Regions from separate parts of the Mus musculus genome. Here regions 1, 2, 3 and 5 are each linked to region 4. The links are chromatin loops, found by intact Hi-C in ENCODE. Cell type or tissue: left cerebral cortex. All regions are shown on one strand. Region 1 has its middle 28 kb from the start of 1700016P04Rik. Region 2 overlaps Gpr85 (G protein-coupled receptor 85). Region 3 has its middle 68 kb from the start of Bmt2. Region 4 has its middle 31 kb from the start of Gm725. Region 5 has its middle 34 kb from the start of 1700016P04Rik.

Region 1 (5,000 bases), 90 kb before region 4:
TTCAGATGGAAGGGTCTTGGGAATTTATGCCTGATCCCTGATTCTGGTCTTGTTCTGTTTCCAGTCCCACTGTGATGTCGAATAGATTTATCTTTCTGCTCCTCTCACCATGAATTAAGTTGACAGTTTATGCTTTCTTAGTTACCATGGACAGAAACTTTCTGAAACTGTGCACCAAAATACACCCTTCATCAACCAAGTTATTTCAGTCAAGGAATTTTTTCACATTGATGTGAAAGTAACTATTCTATCAAGCTATTATACTCCAATTAACTTGTTGTATGCAGCTTTTCTGAGTACTGTGCGTATAGAGGAATTTTTAATTCTGCAACATTGCAAAAGATCACATCAAAATTTTTCTAGGTCTGTGTGATGTGTCTGGGATCCACGCCTTTAATCTCTCTGGCTGGAATACAGACATGCCCTTAGTATACACTTTTAATCCTAAACAGTGAAGGTAAAGTTAATATGTAGAAGGAAACAGACATATTTGAAAGTGACATCTAATTGAAGGCAGACAAAGTGATGAATCAGAGAACAATTTGGCAGAATGAGTCAGAGATAGGATACACCCAACTTGAATGAGAGCAGATAGGAGAGAAAGGCTACTTAAGAGCAGTGCCGGGGGGGGGGTTTGGGGGGGGCAGTTCAGTCTGTGCAGTTGAGTTGAGTTCAGGCCATGCAGTGGAGTTTAGTTGACTTCTAATGAGTTCAATGCATTCCAGTTGATTGCATTTGAATTCAGTTGAGTTCATGCAGTTCTCAGTTCAGTTCAGTTCCTGCAGTCAGTGTAGTCAGTGTACTTAGTGTAGTTGAGTTGATGGAATTGAGAGGCAGTTTTTCTTTGCAGAGCAGTTCAGTCAGAAGTTGAGAGAAGCTAATTTGAATCAGTCAGCTTGAATCATAACAGCTGAGTTGAACCAGCCAGCCAGAGTTCAGAAAGAGCTAGAAAGGGTGAGCTTGTTCAATAGTAAACCTCAAAGACGACAGTTACATCTGGGGAATAAAAGTTACTTTTACGATAGTCTCTGGGCTAAGAGTTATATTGTTTGTCAGGCATGGGAAAGTATTCTGGTTCAGCTCACACTGTGTAAGGCCTGTTACTTGGTTCTTCAGAAATGTTCAGTGTCTGACATTTTGATGTCAGGAAGCAAACTCCATGTGCAGATCAACCTAGAGTTTCTGTATTAAGAAGAGCCATGGGCATCTTATCTAAACATGAACCACAGATTCCTTCATCCTTCCCTGCCCTGGACACCTTACCCAATGTTACAGACCACTGTGCTTCTTTAACCCATAAACATCCCTAACTCCATCCACAGGAAAATGGACTTGAGGCTTATCCTTGGTTTTCCAAGATAGGATCCTCTTCACTAAACTTTCTCTACCCTAAAATTGAAAGACCCACAACGTGAGGACTCCCCCACATTCTGACTCAGGAGAGGCGAAAAACCTCAAATCACTCACGAGTAACGGTCTTGCTGCAAACTGCAAGAGGATTTTTATTCAAGAGCGCTCTCGGGCCCACGGTCATACACCACGCAGGGGTAGAGGACCGTGGCGCCCCGAGTGGCTGGGTCAGGGGATATTTAAAGGAAGAAACCACAACTCAAGGAGATGGGGAGGGCGTTGTTGGAAAATACCAAAAATACCAGTTAAGAGTCACAAGGAAGTGCAAAGTCACAAGAGTCACGAGGAATACCTGGTAATTGTGAGGGTTTTTTCTCAAGAAAGTTTCTAAGAGCCCCTAACAATAGCACATTTGCATAGCTGGTTCAAGCAATGGTCAGGGTGGGTCAGGGTGGGTCAGGGTGACTTTCTTTGAATGAACACTCCTTGAACCCAAGAATCAGGTGGGTGGAGGAATGTCGCTATCTGTTTTATGATTAGCATACCTGGAGCATTGAGTCATAGAGGTCACATTCCCAAGCCTGGGCCTAAAGGCGTAGAATTTTACTTTTACATTATATTTTTTCAAAATCTAGTGTTTAGTGTTTTGTGTTTGCTGAACACTGGGGAATATAACTGATTGGGGAATGGTAGCAGGAGCTTTCTCAGCAACATCTGGGAGCTTATTAGGAAGGCACATTTCCACTCCTCACTCCAGGACTGCTAACAGTAACTGTCTACTGGAGCCTACCCACCTGCACTTTTTCCAGCCCTTCAGCCCACTTATATCGAAGAACCACAGCCCTGAGGGAAGCTCTCAGTCATTAGCATGCAGTCAGCTAGTGGCTTTAATTTTACTAGATAACTGGCATTTATGTATCACCAAGAAGGAGAAAGCATAGCAGAAATAATTCAAGTGAAAAACTGTTTTGCTATTTTTCTCAAAATAAGTGTGTAACAGATAACCAGTAGAAGGTTCATATGTGAGAACAGCCTTCCAATGTTTTAAATAAATACCACCTCAATAGCTCAATGGACATTACAGTCTTCGTTGCCTCTTGAACTCAAATGAAACAATGGAAGCCACAGGAGGAAAAGTACTCAAAATAGGAAACCCAGATGATCTTGAATTTTTTGTAACTTGAGGATACAGGAGGATGATTGTTCCCCAAATACATGCTCAGCAGCCACAAGCCAGGAGTCCAACATTCTACTGGGGAAGACTGGTATTTTTTTTTTCCTCCTGAGGCAAAGAGTGTCTAACCACATTTAAATATGCAAATTCCTTCCACCCTACCATTTCCACCAGGGGAATAACATTTTCAAAATGTCATCAGTTCAACTCAACTGTGAATGAGTCAACCACAGACTTTCATCTGAGGTAAAAGATCCTGGAACAGTGTACAGTAGGGCCCCGGTGTGTTGGGGAGGAAAACAGTAAAAATAAGGAAAGTATTGAGTTAGTCAGCTGTAAAACATGCCACTTCTCCATATAAGACCTCGACTGCTTCAGTCTGATTCTGGCCCAAATTTAGACAAATCTTCTTTAAGTGTCCAAACATCATTGAAGGAAGACCCCAGACTCAGGTGCAAAGACAAGGAGTGTTTACTCTGTAGAAACAACCAGCATGCAAGGGTCTGTGGTTCTTTGTTGCTGCCTCACAGCTTGGGTGTCAGGATGCTGCCTGGGGGGTGGGGAGTGGGGACTGCAGAACACAGAGGCACTAGGCTACATTCCATTTTCTCCACTGGAATGCAGAGCTCACAGGACGCTGATAGTTGTTCAGGGGAGACAAAATGTAGCCTAAGATAGGGGTCCCAGCCCATGTTTCTCCGAGGGCTGGGATGAAGGCTGTACTTCTGGAACTCCTTGGCATCCTGGGGACTTCTTAAGAGTTATGAGTGGGGCAGGGGGCTGCAGGCCTGCATGAGGTGAGCCTGGGGCAGGGAGAATATGGCTTAGCTCAGGGTGAGTGTTGGAGATTTAGGCAAAATGAAGTCTCCCTCCCCATCTCTCCCCTCCACAAACCCACAGTGATCCTTGAAGGAGACAGTCCTTGCTTGTCTAAACTGTTTTTATTCATGGAGAAAAGAGGATGCATACAACTCACTCAGCTTGGATCAGAGATTAAATACCTTTTATAGGAAGGAATGCTGGGAAAGGAAGCTTATTGGCTACATCCTCACGGTCCATCTCGATACCTCATTAACATGGAGAACTCTGGGCTCTATGCTGCATGACTAGTTGTCATGGACCTCTTAGTGAGGTGTCATGGTCACATGCTCCAGGACAGGAATCTGGTCGGGAGCAGATTCAAATGCCAATCATTCTCAGTTATGAGAATTGCCAAGGTTTCTTAATCGGCTGGGCCTTACCAGTGTCTGTCTGGTTCCACTGACCCCACAGGGGTCAACTATTTTTTGAAATGCTGACCCCAGACAAAGACATGCAGACCTTCTTTTAGGGAACTAGAAGAACTCTCTAGGAGGATTACGTAATCTAAAATTTTATTGTTGGATACTGGGGATCACAGGTGGTCATTTGTCTGCATTCCTATGTCATGAATGTTTAACCACAGGATGAGATAGGCCTGTCTAGCACAGAAGACCCATTCTGAGATAAGGTATTTTCCATCTTTGTGATTATCCCCAGGCTGTTTTGGGAGGGAGTTATGATCTTGTTGTGGATTTTATGGTCTGTCCCTAGAGCTGGTGTCTTCTGACCTTGTTTCTGGAGCTGGTGCCTATGGCCTTCTTTTTAAAATCAAGCCTGGTCCTTAAATGAAGACAAATGGGGTCACTGTTGTTGTCCTTTCACTTCTTTCTATTTTTACAGTTCTCAAATTCTCAGCTGTCAGAAGTCTCTTAGGTTTAAGCTTTTAAAAGTGTGTCAAAGACAATACTTTCATGGATTATTTCTATAATTCATAAAAATACCTGACAGTTGGGCATTAGTAGAGCATGCCTTTAATCCTAGTACTCAGGAGTCAGAGGCAGAAGGATCCCTGTAGGGATAATCCCAGGAGGATTACCAGGCCAGTATGGTCTACAGAGCTAGTTATAGAGCAGCCAAGGCTACACAAAGAAACCCTGTCTCAAAAAAGAAAAACAAAAAAAAAAAGAGAGAAAAGAAACAAAAAGAAAACAAAAGTAAAAACTAGGAGACACTTGATAGTCTTCTAGTACTAAGTATGTGAAAAGAAGAAAAATAAACTAAATACAAGTCATTTTGTGGGAGGTCAGCATTTTGACCGATTTCACTAAAATTCACACGATTGTTACTAGTCTAAAGACAATCTAGTGTTCTGAAGTCAGCGATGACATTTTTACTAGCACCCAAACATTAGCGTCTGATGACAGTTTATTTTACTCAAATGAATAGAAAGGTTAATGGTAGACAAAGTAATGGGTATTCACGGCTTTTACTTCTTTTTTTCAACCAATCTGAACTTTGAGGAGGAGGCTCATGCTATTTTTAGTAATTCCACTCACATTGTTTATTTGAGACATTTTATTTTTCACATATGAAGTATTCTGATCAACTGAAAAGAAAGAATTCCTCGTATTGTGTGAAAAAGCCAAGTTGATTGGTTAATTAATAACCTAGAAAG
Region 2 (5,000 bases), 540 kb before region 4:
TCGGTTAAGTTTGGGGGAGGGGGTTGCACCGTGCTGATGAAACTGCAGGTTCATCAGGATACAGCCCTCCCTGAGGGTTTTTTTTTTTTTTTTTTTTTTTTTTTGACAATAAACTGCATAATGGAAGTACATTCAGACAATGCATCTTCTAACGCTTATTGAGAATTCGGTTTCTGGAAACCTTTGCAAAGCTGAGGAATATGAGACTGCGAATCACGGAGAACCCTTCCCTTGCAGCACAGAAGCAATCTCTTCCCATCTTCGAGTATGTAATGCATATCTCTCTCTCTCTCTCTCTCTCTCTCTCTCTCTCTCTCTCTCTCTCTCTCTCTCTCTCTCTCCTTCCCTTCCTCCCTCCCTCTTTCCCTCCCTCCCTTCTTCCCCCTCCCTTCCCCCTCCCCCATCTCTGTTATAAATCCAGGGGTGGTGGATTTCAGGTTTCGTAATGTTGCATGATGCGATCGGTATTTACCCGGGGATGTACCGGTTGGGAAATTAACACCATCGGATGCAGTTCTGCCTGGGCTTCCATCAGCATATTCCAGGCAAGTGAGAAGTGGCAAAGGGAATAACAGAGGAAACTGATTTCCCTGGTGTGGCTCACTGGCACCTAGGAGACAATGTGCATTTTGTTTGAAAATAAAGCCACTTGTGATTTGCAACAGAGATTATCAGTGTAAATGAGAAAGGCTTAATTGCCTCGGAGATACCGTTTCATGCTATATTCATTTGAATATAAGGTTTACAAATGGAAGTGCATTATCCCTCTGGGTGTGTTTCCCTGGCCAGTATTTACATTTACCATTTTTAATAATCATGTAGCTTTAAAAGGGACAGGATTTTCCCAAAAGGGGGGTGGGGGTGGGGTAGGGAAAGAAAGACAAAAGATTAAATCACATTGAATCTCCGGATAGGTTTCTAGTCATTTTGAAGTCTGGTGTTAGAATTATGCTTCAATATTAATCAACAAATACTTTTATGCAGCATGTACAGGGGCACTTGACTCAAAAGCTATACATTTGCAGAGGATCTCTGCATGCATATGAGCTGAGAGGCTTCCTTTAAAATACTGATGGTATTACAGGAGCTCAGATAACTGTGGGGAGCCTGCTATCTGCCTCCTTTCAGCAACCTTGCAGATTCCATTGCAAAGCTGGGGGCTGGCATATTTTACAACTGTGGAACAATTTATTCCCTTCCCTCCTGAAGATGCCCAAATCTGACTGTATGGTGTCTAGAATAAGGACCCCGTTAAGTTTACCTAGTTTAGAGTACTGAAACAGTCAGTAAGTACTCTGACATCTCCAATTGCAGCTGAAGCAAACAGTACTGTTTAACATTGAAACTTTACTTGCTTCCTCATAAAGGAACAGCTTTGGGGCAGCACTGACATCATAACTTACCAACTGAAGAACTGATAGTTCTCTCTCTTTTTCTCTTCTTCTTTTTCTTCTTCTTCCTCTTCTTCAGATGTTCTGATGGCAAATCAAACGGAAGGCAAGAGGAAGCATGGCCACAGATCGGATCTGATCTCTTTGTGGATTACATTTTCAGTAAAATGTATGGATCTATCTTTTCCTTGTTCTTATATCTAGATCATGAGACTTGACTGAGGCTGTTTCCTTATCCTCCATCCATCTATGGCGAACTATAGCCATGCAGCCGACAACATTTTGCAAAATCTCTCGCCTCTAACAGCCTTTCTGAAACTGACTTCCCTGGGTTTCATAATAGGAGTCAGCGTTGTGGGCAACCTTCTGATCTCCATTTTGCTAGTGAAAGATAAGACCTTGCATAGAGCTCCTTACTACTTCCTGCTGGATCTGTGCTGCTCAGACATCCTCAGATCTGCAATTTGTTTTCCATTTGTATTCAACTCTGTCAAAAATGGCTCCACCTGGACTTACGGGACTCTGACTTGCAAAGTGATTGCCTTCCTGGGGGTTTTGTCCTGTTTCCACACTGCCTTCATGCTCTTCTGCATCAGCGTCACCAGATACTTAGCCATCGCCCATCACCGCTTCTATACAAAGAGGCTGACCTTTTGGACGTGTTTGGCTGTGATCTGCATGGTGTGGACTCTGTCCGTGGCCATGGCATTCCCCCCAGTTTTAGATGTAGGCACCTACTCCTTCATTAGGGAGGAGGATCAATGCACCTTCCAACACCGCTCCTTCAGGGCTAACGATTCCCTAGGATTTATGCTGCTCCTTGCTCTCATCCTCCTAGCCACACAGCTTGTCTACCTCAAGCTGATATTTTTTGTCCACGATCGAAGGAAAATGAAGCCAGTCCAGTTTGTAGCAGCAGTGAGTCAGAACTGGACCTTTCATGGCCCTGGAGCTAGCGGCCAGGCAGCTGCCAATTGGCTAGCAGGATTTGGAAGGGGTCCCACACCACCCACCTTGCTGGGCATCAGGCAAAATGCGAATACCACAGGCAGAAGGCGGCTATTGGTCTTGGATGAGTTCAAAATGGAGAAAAGAATCAGCAGAATGTTTTATATAATGACTTTCCTCTTCCTAACCTTGTGGGGTCCCTACCTGGTGGCCTGCTATTGGAGAGTTTTTGCACGAGGGCCTGTAGTACCAGGGGGATTTCTAACAGCCGCTGTCTGGATGAGTTTCGCCCAAGCAGGAATCAATCCCTTTGTCTGCATTTTCTCCAACAGGGAGCTGAGGCGCTGTTTCAGCACAACCCTTCTTTACTGCAGAAAATCCAGGTTACCAAGGGAACCTTACTGTGTTATATGAGGGAGCATCTGTAAATCTTTAGCCTTGTGAAACACTAACCCTCTCTGCTAAGCAATTGTGGCCTGTAGCCATGTCTGGAGAAGAAAACCAAGGATGGGAATCAGCAGTGACAAGGATTTGGGCAACATTCTGCAGTCTTTGCAATAGTTCACCTATAATCCTATTTTAAATCTCGGAGTGATCCTGCTGACTGCTGGCGAAGGTTTGTAATTAAGAAAGGACAGAACCACTGCCCTAAGTTTCTTTCTGTGGGTGAACACTAGATAACGAAAGTAGCAGGTGCTAAGTATCAGTGCTAAATGCTGTGTATATCATTACATATGAAAAAAAACTTCAAAAAACAATTAGCATTGGACATTTTAATAAATTAAGTTGACATGAGGTAAATGTGTTGATAAAAGCTAATTTTAGAAGTTTGAAGACTTTAAAACATTTCATACTATTTTTGTTTTGCAAAGACTACACTACTGGGGGACTTAACAGTACTGTAATTCTTAAAAGATGTGCCATGAATTATTGGGGTACACCACTTTAAACACGCCTTGTAAGTTTGGGGGAGCATTCCAAAGCAGTATATTGGTTCCAATTAGAGTTTACCTTTTTTGTATTAATATATTGCTATTTCTAAATACCACTTTCCTTCCCTACCAGTGAAATTGCTAGCATTGAACTGTATTATGTGTTTTTTGTTGATTCAGTAAAAAAAAAGAAAAAGAAAAAGTTTCCAGTTTGTTTCTATTTTACAAATGCTAGATATCTCTCTGGGAGGCAACATGAATGGAATCAACTGACCAGAGATGAGCAGTTCGAAAAATGCAGAATAAACACGTGTTGCCTTAAAGGGTTATCTAGTATCCTTCATCTTCTTTAGCAGTGGAGCAGTAGTCAAGAGGCAATGAATCAGTAACTGGTCCTGGCTGCTCATCGGGAAGTGCATGGAAGAGCATTGAATACTTGTCTAATGGTTTGGTTTGGAAATTAAGGTGCACACCATTAGTATAATGAGATTTTCTTCTGAGGTGTGCTGCCCATTCTAGTGGGGTCTAAGAAGCAGACAGTTGATATGTGTTTATACTGTATGTCAGCTGTCAGGGGCGCCCACAGCCTTCGTATGACATCTGGCATAACTTGTGAAGCATTTATTGTATGGAAGGCACAGTCTTCTTTATACTTTCTGCACATTCAGTGTATTGGTCCTTTAAATTATTTCAGTTTTAACTTGTGAAAGCTTATAATATGATTTCTGGTATTTTAGAAATACATTAGATTCTGTGAGTCTCATTCTTTAAGATACAGATGTGTGAACTTCAATATAAAGTTGCATTTGCCAAAATTTATCTGTGTAGCCTGTTAATTTTTGTGGAATAAATTTTACATATTTGGCATATAATTTTCTTTAATTTAGCATATAAGCACAAACTAGACAAATTTGCTTTATAATAATTTTATTTTTATAACTACTATATTTTGAAACTGAAAATATATGAATGATAGCAAAAAGCTGACTTAATATTTAAAAGCATTATTAAGCTTTTCAAATCCATTCCTTTATTTATTATTATATGCCATTAGTATTTACAAATGAATATATGTCTAATGGTTTGGTTTGGAATTTTAATATAATTATTGCATTTTAATGTATAGTAGAAATTTTGAGTTCTAAATCTATTGCTTTTAAGAAAGGCTTGTAGGCTCAGTATTACAAAGCCAGAGAAAGTTGCCATTAGTTCTATTGGATTTCCATAGTTTTGTTTGCTTCTGGAGGGATTTTGTTTGTTTGTTTTTCTTTTGTATAGGAAAAATAAGGTTAAGAACCTAGTAAAACAGGATTTCTCACTGATATAGTATTTATATAAACAGAATTTTAATATAAATAGAAAAAAAACAAATAACTGACAATTTCAATGTCTATGCAACTATAAAGTTTTTGCTCAAGCCATTATTAGTGAGCAGTCTAACCTCATTTCTACACCAAAGCTGATTTGATCTGGGACAAAATTGAATACACAGAGGTGAGGCGGATCCAGCAATAAAGGCTCCTTGTTGGTACTAGAACCATTACCAAAAACACAATAAAAACACGGTTACCAAAGCATGATCTGCTAACATATTTCCATCTCAAAATTTGCAGGAGAGACACATGACATTGATTATTTTCATGACGAACTTTGCTTAAAGGTTCAAATATCAATCAGAAATGTCAGCAATGATCTTGAGGCCAGCAAACTTGGGTTTCACCAACCCATA
Region 3 (5,000 bases), 450 kb before region 4:
TATTTTCCCCAACCAAAAATTTTTTTTGGATCTTACTGGCTTTCTTTTCAATAAATAAATAAATAAATAAATAAATAAGGTCTTTTATTTTCCCCAACCAAATTTTTTTTGGATCTTACTGGCTTTCTTTTCAATAAATAAATAAATAAATAAAAAAATATGTGAAAACCACCCAGTTACTTATGCCAGATGATTTAGGATTTAAGTGAACAAACTATTGTCCATAAGAAATAGGTGTTACATTTAAAATAAGCCTAGATCTCAATCAGAATCAAAATAGGATGCCTTTATTTTAATAAAAAAAGCAATAAGCTAATGCATGTTAAGTTAGCCTGCCAAGCTCTAGTGTATAAAGGTAGATAACAAAGGCAGTTTACTGCTCAGAACAATAGCACTAGTCTGGAAGAGTATTTGCATTTGAACTCAACGCCCCAGTTCCCATAGAGTTGTTAAGGAGAGTAGCCTGTGGGTGCCCACCCCCAGCTTTGGTGGACACCATCTCTATTTTCCAGCGCTATCAGCGGCTCTGACTGCCTTCCCGAGGGCAACAATGTATCTTCCAAATCTGCACGCGCTCTCTCTCTCTCTAAGCTCCTTGAAAAGATAAGGAACAAAGCACACTCTGTGCGATGGGTGTACCACATACAGAACTGCAGGAGCTCTGCAGAGGATTGTGGGCCTAAAATAAAGCAGCAATTTCTAGGAGAGCTTGGCGGAAGAGTGAGAAGCCCTCCTGGTGACTTCCCAGCGCTGACAGAAAAGAACCTCTTCACCCTCAGGCTGATTAAAAAAAAAAAATGTGTGTAAGCTCTTCTTGTTACTAAAATGCCTCCTCTAAGTCCTCCATTTTTTCTTTCCCAATCCCTCAGTTTCCCAGAACACATTGTAGTTAAGGTCTGGCCATCCTGAGTCCAGATTTGAAATTCAATTGTCTACAAAACAATTTATATAGTAGCAATCAGATTCCCAGGCTATTCCTCTTGGTGCCTCCAAACTCAGTCTCCCTGAAGGCCCTCTTACCCCATAATGTATCTGATTTAGAGAACATTCCATTTCAACTGCATTGCGAATTAAATAACTTTGGCGGGCTAGATGGAGACCATACCACCATTTATGAGGTCTCTGGGGTGAGGAAAATGTGGTTTTATTAATGAATGCATTTAACAAATGTCTTTCTGGACCATGCCTTTTATTAGATTACATTTTTTTTTAATTTAGTAATCCAGTTTCTAGAATGTTATTGGAGGAAGTTTACTTTTGCAACTGTCTGTGAAACATGCCATTATTTTCTATGGCTGCAAAGACAGTATCCGGAGCCAAAAGCCTGGGGAAAAAATAAGCCCAATTTCTAGTGGGGGATTAACATTAAGGGCGAATGTGCCAACATGCTCTGTCCACTTATCATGTATCATCTCCCAAGAGAAGTATGATGTCCAAGAAACAGATTGTCAAAGTAAAAAATAAATAAAAATTTTTAAAAATTAATGACATTTCACAAAACTCCTGCAAAAATAGCAGTGTGTGATGTGCCAGGAAGCCCAGGGAACAATCTCTCGTTGGAAGAGCTGTACCCTTGGGAAGCTTTGCTGAGTATTCTTAGTTTCGTTTCATATTCTGCTCTGTTCCAGGGCCCTTGCTATGCAATAAGATATTTCCATTTGTCATCAAAATGTTCTCTGGGATCTTTTGCTTTCCAGTTTGCTTTTGCTTAATTCCACCCTATTACACACAGCTAAAAAAGAAATTGACTATGTATTTTCATATCTGCATTCCCATTTAGAACATATTGAGCATCTTTATATGTCTTCTGATGACTTATTCTTTGGGGATTTATGCTTTCTTCTGATTGAAGATTATCCAGTTACTTATATTTTCCCATATGGAGAGACAGAAGCAAACTAGCAGAGCTTCGTGTGATCTTTCGGGTTGTGGGAGGGGCCACTGCCATTTCTGTATTCTAACAGATTGCTAACATTTTTTTGCTTATGAAAGTGACAACTTTTTGTACCGTTGCCACCTCTGGCTGTCCTTCATACTTTCTCTGTCTTTAGGATTTTATTATCTCGTGATCTTGGGAAAGGAAATTTCTTGGTTCTGATAGTGATTTCCCCCATCGCTTAATCTTTTTAAACTGTTTCTAATATTCCCACAGTGTGCTTTTAAATTATGAAATTGTGTTATCTTATAGTGCCAAGTTACCGAAGTTCTTGAAGATACTCTTGAATATTACAGAAAAGCTTGTATGAAATGGCTCCTCGTGCTGCACAAATCTAAATAAAAAGTATCTCAGTATAGCTCCCTCTGAAGTTTCTACTTTTACCGATATTATTGTTGTTTAAAAACAATTTTTAGAACACATGGATTAGCACCTAGAACCTACTGCTTTAGTTTAAAGAAACTCTTAGTAAATCCTCATCCTTCCAACTTAGAACTTAATTTACAAGTAGAGAAAACAGTTATGTAAGGTCTAGTGAGCAGTTTGATGACTTGACTGGAAGACTACCTAAGAGAAGGATAACCTGTGACATTTATTTATTTATTATATGGCAAAATTAGTCTGAAAACAACTTTAACAACAACTTGCAGAAAGCTCTGAGCTTTCACAGAGGCATTTTGTTGGTGCACCTGCTGTGTCTCCTTTACTGGTCCCAATTTTTGACAGAGGTGGAGATATATGAAACAAGTTCTGGTCTGCTATTGTTGTGCACGTACCTCAAAGGTCGTTGTATTTCATAGGAAATGAGAAGTCCTAGGGAAGCTACAAACAGATGTCATACATGACATGTTTTGAACTCATCATCTTGGATGCTAGATTCAGAAAGGACTGAAAATACAAAAGTGTAAGGTAGGCAGATATCAGAAGTCTGGTTAGAAATTTATCAAGAACACAGGTAAGAAGTGATTGTGGGTGGAACAAAGATAGAAAGTGGAAGTGTTGAAAAGTGAACAGACCCCTGTCTCAAAAAACAAAAAAAAAAAAAACAAAAAAAAAAACAACAACAAAAAAGTGAACAGAAAATGGAATCTGAATATTTTTTTGATGTCACAGACACAGGAACTTGATCAAAATCCAAGACTGGATCCCAGCAAAAGACAATTTTGCCTCACTGGGTTATTGGAATATACCTGGAGACATTTTGGGTAGCCATAGAAATATTCTATAGGTGTAGTGGATAGTAGCAAGGCCTGCTGCCTAACATCATACATTGCACAGGGCAATCTCTATAAATTATATGTCGTTCTGAGGTTGAAAATCTACATTCATGATGCCCCATGAACATCATCCTGTGAGTTTTCTCCTATAACTTGTAAAAGAAACCACTAGGAGAAATGTGACACTAAGCTGAAACTATTCAGATGACTACAGGAAGGGGAAAATCTAGCAAAACACATCTTGCTAGTAGACACAAGGTCTAAGTTAAGTGGAAGCCTCCTCAAAGAATAATGAATACATCTCAGTATGACTGGCTTTATCTATCAATGAATCCACAAAGAAAGCAGCTAAAGTAAAATCTTTGGGTTAGATGCCAAACGTCTAACCACTAAAACAGCCATTGGAGATCACTTTTTCCTGAAAATTACCTCTGGTCCTCCTGCATATGAGAACAATACAAGAGAGAATGAAGAAAGTGGAAATTCTGTTGTTTGTCATAGCAGGGCAACCATTAGAAAGAACTATTTGCAATATTGTGGAAGTGATTTAGAATGTGTCAAACAAGAACTTCTGTGGTCTCCCTCCCAGAAGACATATCAAACTCTGCATATATGCCAAGCAATTAAAACTAGGAGTTCTACCTAGGTAGGTATCCTTTTGCTTTAGAAGCATTTGGTCTGAGAAAGTGATCATGAAACTTAATTTTGGAAGACAAAACTATTAAGGGTCAAACTAGGATACAAGTAATGGGGCTATTTTTATCAACTATCACATTAAGTAGGCCTAAAACATGGGTCTTCTGTCCTATCTGAATATGCAATGAAAACCATACATTCCAGGCTTGTTATTTATATATTTATTATTGTGCCAATTAGATTTTGTAAGTTTGACACAAACTAGAGTCATGTTGGTAGAATAAATTTCAATTGGGAAATTTTCTTTATCTGATTTGATTTGCTGCCCAGTCTACTAGGACATTTCCTTGATGGATGGTTGATGTGGGAGAGCCTAGTATACAGTGGTGGGGCCACCCCTGCTCAGGTTGTCCTTTATTAAAGCAAACTAAGCAAACCATGGAGAGCAAGACAGTAAACATCATTCCTCTACTTCAGTTCCTGTCTCAAGTCCTTGCCTTGGCTTACCTTCATGATGGACTGCAGGTTATAAGCTGAAATAGACTCTTTTCTCCCTATGTTTGTTTTGATTGTTCTTTTATCACCACAACAGAGAAACAAATCAGAACAAGTATTGGAGTTGCCACCATACTTACAAAGTTTCAAGTGAAATCTAGCAAGTATAAAGCCACGGAAAAGCGTGTGTGTGTGTGTGTGTGTGTGTGTGTGTGTGTGTGTAATGTTTAAAAAAATCTTTTCACTTGTCAATTAACTTTTATCCTGTGCATTATTTTAATGTGTTCACCATTTCTTGGAAGAAGCTATGACATGATATGGTTATCAGTTAAGTTACAAATCTTTTTTAAATTATGGGCTTTCATGATGTTCATGTAACTTAAACTGGACAACAGCTAAAGCCATTTTTAAAAAATCCTTAGAAATATGGTTTAAAGGGACATTTGATCATTTTGTCAAGTTAAATTCTGTTACGAAAATGATACAAAAGTCAAGTGAGAAGTGATGAATGCTCTATTATTCTCATTTATAATTTTGATAATAAACTTAATCCTTTAACATCTTTGGTTTATTTCTTTGTGCATTCTAAATCCCAAGAATTAGCACAATCATATGCAAACTCTAACCTAGATGTTTTTAATTAGGACATAAATTAAGTTTCCTTTGATCATTTAGACTTGCATTTTAGTTTTTATTTCTCATTATAAAAATAAGCA
Region 4 (5,000 bases):
TTAACTGACCTTAATAATTCATATATATATTCATATATATGTACCGAAGAATCATTAGATTTGCATGCAAGACCTGGCATCTGAATCAGGGGTGATCAGAACAATCTCACGGCCTCATTTTAGAGAGATGATGATCTATTTTTGTTTTCTCAGGAACAAACCTACCACCCCCAATGTGATTGAAGAATCTTTCTCCAAATTATGGGTTGACTATAATACCTTGATTCCTTCAATTTTCCTCAGCACCTCCAGGGGAATGGGAAATATTTTTAGAATCACAACAGCCTAACACATTAATTGGATTTCATTAAGCTGGCTGCTGATTGGAACATTATACAGTAAAGGCGAATGTGACTATGCATGTCCTCTGTAGACCTCCAAAACAGAAAGAGGAGGAAGAACACAAAAGGTTTGCTTTTAGGGGCAGTTAATAGAATCATTCAAATTACAGATCCCGACCAAATAAGATCCTCACTGCATAGAAACCTGACAAGAAAGTGGTTTACCAGGCCTTAGTGTCTGAAGGCAGTCTAAAGGAGACAAGGGATATGAATAATCTTATTTTCAAAATACTGGGTATCCCTAGGTGCATATACAGTTTACATTTGGCATTTTTTTAGTCCACAGACAGAAAGGGGCAATGAATCACGATGTATTCGCAATGAAAACAAAATCATTTTTCAAAATCATTTAAAACATACCAGCACTGTATATGGAGACACACATGGATGGAAACTCTGGGTTTGTTTTAAAATGGATGGCAGCAGCTTTTCCAGTCTGTCAGTGGTGACAACAGAGATGCAGCTGGCCATGTTGGCAGGCATAGAGCACCTGCCCCTGGCAGCTACCCTGGCCCATCCAGCCAAGGCTATCACTGCAGTGTGTGGCCACAGCTGAGCTCCAGAGACAGCAGCAAAGCCAGAGGACACGCACCATACAAGGTGCCGTGCCAGAGCCAAAGAGCATTGCCAACCAAGGATCCCATCCAGGGTTCCTGGGTGCTATGCTTGCATTGCTGCCTCCTCTCATGCATATGTTCCTAATGTCTTAGAATAGGACCTTATCTGGAAATAATGTCACTGCAAATATAATTAGTTAAGGAGAAGTCATGCTGAAGTTAAGGGGTTCCTCACTAAGTATGCCTCTATTAAAAGAATACCATAAAAAGAAAAAGACATACTCACTGGGAAAATGTGATGTGTCAATGTGAGTCTCTGCTACTTGCATGGAAGCCAGTGTCCACTAGGAGTGAGGCCTAAAGCAGATATTCCCCCTTAGGACCATCTGAGGCAATGTGGCTTGGGTGATATCTTGATTTCAGACTCTAGCCCCTTGAGCCATGAGACAACAAATATAGGTTGTTCTAAGTACCTAGATTCTGGTGCTTTGCCCTGGCAACCCTAGCAAACTGATGCACTGGACCAAAGAGAAAGCTTAAGTGGGTAGCCTAGGCTTGACTCCAGGCACTAGAATCCAGCTTTGATGGTTCAAAGCCCAGCTGTCAGGCTTTAGTCAGCCTGCCAACTCTTCAGACCTATTTATCCATCCATATATTTATTAGAAACGTGCATAGCAGCTCTTGCTAAGTAAGTTTGCCCAGAGGCAAATGAGATTATGCTAAGGATGTGGTTAGCCTTGTGCCTGGCAAATAGTAAGCATTCAGAATAAATGAATTGTCTACTAAGAGGATGCTGGATAAAATTAGCATAGGGAAGGAAACCATGGATACCCATCCATCCTTTTGCTTATGTGGTTTACCTCCTTCCGACGCTAGGTAAATTGCAATAGAGGTTTTCATCCCAGTGGCTTAAGTTATTCATTTGCATGGCTGAGTCACCAACATTATATCTTCCTTCACTCCCTCCTCTTCCTATCATTGTTTCTCTGGCTTTCAAGTCTCAGCAGCTTTTCTCTCTGTACCTTGCTCGCCCTGAATCTTTATCCATTTGCACCAACCTCCTCATTCCTAAAAAAAAATTTCTTCCTGTCCTTTCCCAATGGCTTAGTCCACCTCCAGCTATAAGTGTTCTTGCTCTCTAGCTGGTCTGCCTGGACCTCCTACTGCATCCCCCCCCTTCCTTTGAAAAGCTCCTATCTCACCGTACCTTCACAAAACAGCCATCTACATCTAAAAACAGTGAATGAAACCTGGAGGCAGGTTTTCCCACTCATACCTAAATATCATCAATTACCTTCTAACCTGAGCCCACCCACAGCTGACGAAAATAAGCCTTTCAAACAGAGAATGAGGCATAATCATCCAACCACTTCTTAAGGCAACACGAGGAGTTCCATTCCCACCCCTGCCAGAATCTGCATGTGCAAAACAGGAGCAAGAGCCTCCGGAGCAATGGTCTGAGCCATCTCCTTGGCCCAGCAAACATATCTATTGTATGCCCCCTGTACAGAAGAAGAGGACCAGGGCCATTCCCCTGCACACCCACAGAAGGAGTGTCACATTGCCCATCCTCCACCATTGGAATCACTATGAGTCAACCCTTTGGAATGTTTCAGAACTTGTTTCAGAAGCGGGGTTGAATAAACAGTATTACACAAGTCTGTGGAGAGCGAAGTTCTCAGTATCCATCAACATGTAGACAATTGTTCGTTTTCTTCACACACACACAAACATAAAAGAGTTACTAGCATTGCACTACATTATCCCCATCCCCTTGTCACCTGTGATTGGCCTAGGAATAGGCACATGACCTAAGGTGGGACAATCCCTAATCCTAACCCTGACCCTGACCCTGACCCTAACTCCTTAACCCTAACCCTAATCCTAACCCTGTTGACATTTAGACACAGCCATTTTCTCCTTGGGATAGCTAAACTAGAAGGTTGTTTTCATAACCAAAGTTATGTTCCTTACCACATTAAGAGGTCTCCCTGTTGGAAAATGAGGAACAACAGAAGGGAGGGACCAGAGACATGCAAAGCCATGGCAACACCACTTAAGCCAAGCTTCAGACTATACTCACCTCTCTGTATATTCCCAACTTCTCTGTTTCAGGGAACTTCTGATTTACAATGTAAGGAGGGTTCTGGCCCTTGCATCCACAAGCTCATTTGCACCTGTGTGGATGTATTGATGGTTAATGGTTCACATCTGTTCTGTGTTACTGCTTGTTTAATATTTTGTTCAGCACCACTGCTCAGCAGCGAAGTCCTGACCCATCAGAGTGGGTGGCTGGCAGTACCAAACAGGCTGTGGGTGGCAGCCTCTGTTCTCTGTGTCCTCTGGTGGCCTCTTCAGTATTGCTGCCTCTCTAACTTCCACCTCAGCAGAGACATTAGAAAGGCTTGAAAACCCATTCCCTCCTCTGAACTGTGAATGAGAGCTGCGGGGCTGAAGCTCTTTATTCATTATCTTCTCAGTCCTCAGATGGAGGCTCTTAAAGTGGTAAGAGCTCAAGAGGCATGTGCCACAAAAGTATAGACAAAAATGCCAAGTTGATATTTGCATGCATATATATGTATGTATGTATGTATGTATGTATGTATGTATATATATATAATTTCAAAGGAGAAAAAGCCACAGGGTAGGACTGATCAGTCTCCCTTGGAAGCTGGCACTGCCAATATGGACCAAGTGGACTTTTAGGGAGACTGAGTTTGAGTAGAGTGTTTCTGAGTAACCCAAATATAAGAAGTTTCAGTTGTGTCTCCCGAAGGTCATATATTGAGTCTACCCACACTGTGATACTACTTGAGTTACCACATTTTGAGAGAAAACTGGGCTAAGTAAGTGATGAGATTAATGCCTTTTAAGCAGAGACATAGGAAAATCTGTTCTGCCCCGAGCCCCATTTCCATGTAAATACATATCGAGAAGGTTGCTGTCTCCAAGGCAAAAAAAGGGTTCTCACCCTGAGCAATGCTTGCACCTTAATTATTGAGTGGCCAAGAACCTGAGACAGTAATAGGGGAAAACCCGCTACTGTTATTCTGCTGAAGGCACACAGCCATCAATGCTTCCTAATGAAGTATTGCTACACCCACGGAGCAGCTCACCACTGAGCCCCCGTCAGAACATCTTCTTCATGCAGTAGACATTATACAGAGAGTGAGAGACACTGGAGCACTCAAGTAAAAATGAAATGTCTTTATCAGCCCACTCCCTCTACCTCTAAGACTCAGGGATCTATCTTAGAAGAGTAGATGGAAAGACTATACAAGCCAGATGTGATGAATGATTTCAAGGAAACTATGTCCTCTAGATACAACAGGATGGACAAACATATGAACTTAAAGGGACTGCCAAAGCATTCACAAGACCCTCACAGAAAAAATTCAAATATAATGTAGGAATAGTGGACACAAAGTCTTATTCGTAATCAAGGTTCCTATTGCTATGAACAGACAACATGACCAAGACAACTCTTATAAATGGAAACATTACTTTTTTTTTGAGAGAACCACTTAATGTTTATAATTTTCACCAAAGTACAGTATTTCACTATTCAGTAGTTTCATAAAGTGTAAGAGTTGGATTTCTTTACATTACTGATTGTATTTTAGGCATTCTCAGGTAACTTGAGTAAGTCAAAGTATCAAGGTGGGTAAGCTTAATAACACAGTAGCCTAAACTACTGGTTCTAAAGGAAAACACTTAATTGGGGCTGGCATACAGTTTCAGAGGTTTAGTCCATTGTCATCATGATGGGAAATATGGCAGGGTACAGGCTGAGATGTTGCTGGGGATGGTACCTAGAGTTCCACATCTAAATCTGTAGATAGCAAGGAGAAAATGTGTACCAAACTGGGCATAACTTGACCTATGACCTTATATCACCCTCAAAGCCCACCTCCACAGTGATAGTGTACCTCCCTATAGCCAAGCATTCAAACATGATTCTATGGGGACCATATCTATTCAAACCACCACAATGCCTTTTAGGAAAGGGAAAACCAGTTTTCTCCAATGGAGTGTCTTCACTGGGTATATCGACCATACTCCAGTGCAAGTTCTATGTCCAGGAGCAGTTGCCCAACACAAA
Region 5 (5,000 bases), 150 kb before region 4:
TGCAAAACTTAGTAGCTAGCAAGCTACAAAAAACAAAGACCACCATAGATCTAAAACTGACACATTTTGTTTCTCATAGAAAGTGAAATTGTCAGCCTATTTGAACAAAGAATGGAGCATGGTAAAAGTAAAAACTGAAAAAAAAATGTTGTGCTTTTAAGAGAATATAGAATTGTAATTTCTAGTGAAAAATCTTGACAAGACACTAAGAATACATTTTTTAAAAGATACTGGGTTAAAATAAACATGGCAACTTCTCTTGGTTTAGTAAATAAAATACCATGGTTAACATTCTTCCATGGTACTGCTATTTAGGTGAAGTGTATCTTAACAATCCCACACTGTACCATTTATGCCTGCATCTACACAGACCCAGTAATTTGTACATACAACATTCATTTCAAAAGAGCAAGGGGAAAATAAACCCAGAGCTTAAAGCAGGAGAGACAGCTGTTGAATTCAGTGAGAATTTTCCATTTGAATAGCAGAAGGAAATCTTCCCTTTGAAGAGTTGACTAAGGAGACATTAAAGATTCCTAACCACCCAACAATAGGCACTTAGGATGCCAAATATTTATGCGCTTTCTCTCTGAAGCCCAGATATTTTATGCAAAATTTTCTTTTGAATTTCAGGCAACATTTCAAAAACATTTTGCTTAAGGAAGAAAAATCACCCATCTGTTCTCAACTGCAGGGGAATGCAGTGTAAAGACTTAGCTGATCCTCCTCCTTCATTATCACTGTGCACTCCCTGTGTGCTGCGGAAGAATTCTCTCTAAAAATTCCACCCAGTTCATTGAATCAGGTGGTGGAGTGTATCCTTTGTGTATCCTTTGTATTTTGTCTTTTCTCACTGGACTACAGCCGCCTGGAGGGTAGGTATAATACCACACATGATTGTAACCTGGTCTTCTATTCTGGGCTGGTGCACATTAGACCATTTTGTTTATTCTGTGCATATAAAAATTGTTCATGTTGAGAAAAAATCATGTACTTCAGGAAATGTTTACATTTTCTTAAAAGAAATATGGATATATGTCTTTTATATTTCAAATTATGTCTTTGATTGTGAGTCAAACCAAGTGTACAAACTTCTCCCTTTGTAGTTCTGGAGCTTGAAAACAATGAAATGATTAACCAAGTTACAATCTGTAGAACCACATAGGTTAGGTATAGAGGAAAAGACTTGGCAGATATACTGGCTGCTTTTGTGTGTCAACTTGACACAGGCTGGAGTTATCACAGAGAAAGGAGCTTCAGTTGGGGAAGTGCCTCCATGAGATCCAGCTGTAAGGCATTTTCTCAATTAGTGATCAAGTGGGGAAAGGCCCCTTGTGGGTGGTAACATCTCTGGGCTGGTAGTCTTGGGTTCTATAAGAAAGCAAGTTGAGCAAGCCAGGGGAAGCAAGCCAGCAAATAACATCCCTCCATGGCCTCTGCATCAGCTCCTGCTTCCTGACCTGCTTGAGTTCCAGTCATGCATCCTTTGGTGATCAACAGCAATGTGGATGTGTAAGCTGAACAAACCCTTTCCTCCCCAACTGCTTCTTGGTCATGATGTTTGTGCAGGAATAGAAACCCTGACTAAGACAGCAGGAGATGGGGGGATAGATTCTATTAGTAAAGGGAAATACAATAGCTATGGATGGATGGGGCAGCTGGAATTGGTAGATCAAGTGAGGAGGAGAAGGGAAGAGAGGGATGAGGGAAGCAATATGAGGAGACACAGCAAAAACTGAGGTCAATTTGAGGGATAAAATAGAAACTACATACAGTAGAAGATTCCTAAAATACATAAACATGAAGATGATCTAAAAGAAATCACCAAATAATGGGGAAGACAGAGCCTCAACTCAAAACCGATGAAAAGATGAAGACTCTACAGATAAGACCGTGGAAATAAATCGTTTCCCATCTACTTAGTTCTCTGAGAAAACCACACTAGGACCAGGTGGTGTCCAGATAATTAACTTACCACAAGAGGACATCCTATATGCCAAACATCCATTTCCCAAAGTACTTCGAGTGAGTTTGTGGCACATGCATTCTGCTGGTCCTCCGTTGGATGTTAGGCTAATATAGGGTTCCTGGAGGCCTAAAGTCTTTACTATTATAAGCATAGGGATTTCTTCTCTATAACACAGCGCTTCAATCTCAGTGTAGGAGGAATGGATTGCAAGATTTGATGTGTTTCTTATCCTTCTAAAATAAGATACTTCCAAGTAAATGATCTTCTAAGTCTGGCAAACCATAAGACTTACTTTACTTAGTGAAGCCACTTATGCTGATGTCTGTAAGACTCCCTTAGTATCCCAGGCATAGGAAATACATCCAAAGTTGTCACCAGGGAGGGAAAGATTCTGAGATGCTGAGATAATGATACATGCAAATTTGACTAGATGGAGTAAAGAAACCATGAGAAGCTACTCCAATGTCATAAGGTCTCTACAACAGGTCAGAGAGTGAGAATGGGAGAAAACAGGTTTCCAAGTTAGGGGATGGCTGTGTGCAGGCTTAGGATGTCATTTCAGGGAAGAACATGACAATACTTTCCAGCCACATGCCTTTCTCCAGGCTCTCAGGTGTCTATGAATATTTATACTAATGTGGTAAGTAATTATTCATATTTCCAGAATGATTACTTTTATAATAAGCTTAATGCATAGATTTACCACATTAGTAATAAACCCCAAGTCACTAGTAATTCATTGGTGTCTCATTGAGGAAAGAAATAAAATAATTCCCTCTTGGTATAATATATCCAAGAGTAAGTCCTGATTTGAATTCTCTACTTCACTTTCCCCCATATCTTTACCTGGCATCAGAGTCTGAATTTGTGCCTATTGAAGACTGTCTTTATGAATCTTTTCCTGTCTCTGTCCTTAACAAATTGTTTTGCTCTATCTTTTAGAACATCACTGCAAAAATACATGGAATAAGAGATATGTTACAGACATTTTAAAGATTTTTATAAGGGATCAAATCACTGATTCCAACTGACCCTAATAACAAAAAGTAGTAAAAACATTTTTTGTTTATCAAACAATACCTGTAGGTTGTGTTCAATATTTTTGGTGACTACATTTTTTAGAAGGTTGTTTTCAGCCTATATTTGCTATTTTCAGCAAATGATTATCATAACATACACACAACACAGGCATTACTCTTGCCTCTGGGGCATAGATGAGTATATAATTAGAGGTCACAACTATGCATCAGCTCAGGTTGTAAAAGTTGATTACAGGGGAAAGCCAACACAAGAAGGATCAGTTGTTACATTGCTCTCAGAAAGGCAGGTTAAACAAGCAGGCTGGGTAGTACACAGTAGGACTGCAGCCTTAAGTAACCCTAGGGTGAATTATTAACTCAACTGTGAGATCCTGCAAAAACCTCAGTCTCTTAGAATGAATTATTTTTTATCATAGTACATTGCATAGCTTAATCTCTCATCTTTTCAGCATGTGTCAAGACATGAGCCATTTAAAGACTGTTGAGGTTTGTAAGCAACAAAGAAATGATTATTAGTCAGGCATATTTTCTAAAAATACAAAGTCTATTTGTAACATTAAAAACATTTTTATGATTATAACCTAATATATGAGCATAAATACTTTGCTGGCAATGGAAAATGCCAATCATTTGTCCTCTTATAAGGCTGAATGCTTTATGTTCACGAGGGACACATTGTTCAGATATATGGAGCAAGATTTTTAGGCCAGAAACTATTAATAAGCTCTGGAAACAGAGATTGGATCATTGTACTTCTAATTCAATAAAACTAGGATAAGGTGGTTGGCTTATTCAAATGGAGCAAAAAGGACCCCATTACCAGACTTATCGCTGAATGATTTTGATAACAGTATTCTTCATTCCAGCAAAGAACATTAACTTTTGTGCTACTGTTTTCAAGCATACTATACAGCGACGCACCCCACCAACCCACACATATTCCTGTCTCTTTGAGATTGAAAAGATCATTGCTGGTCTTTTGTAGTCCTCAGTTCTGGCAATTACAAAATATCGAATTAAGGTCAGGTTTGGTGTTTGAAAGTACTCAATAACTCAAGTTGGAATGTTTCATGTTCTGGTGGCATATGCTTTTCTTTGCATCTCGTGTACATATTTTGTGTGTATTTATATTCATAGAACATTCTTTGTAAGAGTTCTATGGAAATAGAGGGTTGCTTAGATTTGAGGACAAGTTTCAAATAGTATGAAGTCAAAAGGAAGCAGTCACTGTATTAATCTGGTGAGTTCACCAAGATGTACTAAATTATAAATGCTCTGGTTTAGATTTGAGTCTTTTTAGAAAATATCAGTCTTCTTGCGTAAGCTTCTACTCACATCTTCTGAAGCAAAATGACTCCTGGAAGTACATGTCATAAACCACTAATAGAAATTTCTTTTGTTATGGATCCCTGATACCCAAACTCTATCTCCTCCTTCTACCTGTCAGACTCTTGTCTTATTTCATGTTCTTCTTATTGTTCTCAAATTCTAGGTATCTGTATGCCTCAGTGTATCAGATGTACATCTCTTTTCATCTCCTTAGTCATTTCATCTGGGTCCATGACTCTTGATAGCCTTAAATACCTGTGAGTCAAGCCAACATTTCTGTTCCTGACGTTTTCCTGGAAATCTTAGATCAGATCCCTTAACATGCCCATTATTAGCTAAATGGAATATCAGACTTAATTTTACTAAAACAGATATCTTGTTGTCTCTCCAGTCTTTTACAGCTGAGTTAATAGAACTGTATGATATTTTACAAAGGTAAGAAAGTATGTCTATATTTATTGTACCAAATAGCACATGATCATTGTCATACAGAGCATTTTGCAAAAAATATTACTCCTGTGCCAATAAAGTAATAAAGCATTGATTCTTACCTGCAGTAACTTCCATCTCCACCCCCTCACCCTATAAAGTATCTAAAGACCCTCTGTTCTTCCCACTGGGTGCTGATGGCATCTAGCTGGATATCAGGGCTACTGCTATAT

The links. A loop is a pair of places that touch in the nucleus more often than their neighbours do. Peaks named below come from ENCODE experiments on the same cell type or tissue, not always from the same donor. Only the 100,000 strongest peaks of a DNase experiment are listed, where the experiment ranks them.
Region 1: it touches region 4 in a loop (2.1-fold over the local background); 2 of 42 quality-filtered maps call a loop at or near these places.
Region 2: a loop joins it to region 4, with 4 times the contacts of the local background. A loop is called at or near these places in 4 of 42 quality-filtered maps.
Region 3: it touches region 4 in a loop (4-fold over the local background); 2 of 42 quality-filtered maps call a loop at or near these places.
Region 5: it touches region 4 in a loop (3-fold over the local background); 3 of 42 quality-filtered maps call a loop at or near these places.

What each region holds. Positions count from the first base shown.
Region 1 is chr6:13,382,351-13,387,350 of GRCm38, reverse strand. No RefSeq gene overlaps it. Among named protein-coding and RNA genes, the nearest start is that of 1700016P04Rik, 28 kb to the left of the region's middle. In left cerebral cortex, no CTCF peak of the experiment used is centred here; a DNase peak (open chromatin) is centred at 2,712.
Region 2 is chr6:13,833,544-13,838,543 of GRCm38, reverse strand. It overlaps Gpr85 (G protein-coupled receptor 85), which reads left to right. Exons shown (of 3, transcript NM_001330667.1): 3 at 1,471-4,092. The coding sequence starts at 1,641. The coding sequence ends at 2,753. Among named protein-coding and RNA genes, the nearest start is that of Gpr85, 3.9 kb to the left of the region's middle. In left cerebral cortex, a CTCF peak has its summit at 2,676; DNase peaks (open chromatin) are centred at 1,944, 2,417, 2,655, 3,696 and 3 more places; H3K4me3 peaks cover 4,517 bases; H3K27ac peaks cover 3,096 bases.
Region 3 is chr6:13,743,685-13,748,684 of GRCm38, reverse strand. No RefSeq gene overlaps it. Among named protein-coding and RNA genes, the nearest start is that of Bmt2, 68 kb to the right of the region's middle. In left cerebral cortex, no CTCF peak of the experiment used is centred here; DNase peaks (open chromatin) are centred at 560, 1,606, 1,917 and 2,463; H3K4me3 peaks cover 435 bases; H3K27ac peaks cover 294 bases.
Region 4 is chr6:13,292,126-13,297,125 of GRCm38, reverse strand. No RefSeq gene overlaps it. Among named protein-coding and RNA genes, the nearest start is that of Gm725, 31 kb to the right of the region's middle. In left cerebral cortex, no CTCF peak of the experiment used is centred here; DNase peaks (open chromatin) are centred at 1,392, 1,943, 2,262, 3,160 and 2 more places; H3K27ac peaks cover 1,645 bases.
Region 5 is chr6:13,445,027-13,450,026 of GRCm38, reverse strand. No RefSeq gene overlaps it. Among named protein-coding and RNA genes, the nearest start is that of 1700016P04Rik, 34 kb to the right of the region's middle. In left cerebral cortex, no CTCF peak of the experiment used is centred here; DNase peaks (open chromatin) are centred at 666 and 2,233; H3K27ac peaks cover 1,518 bases.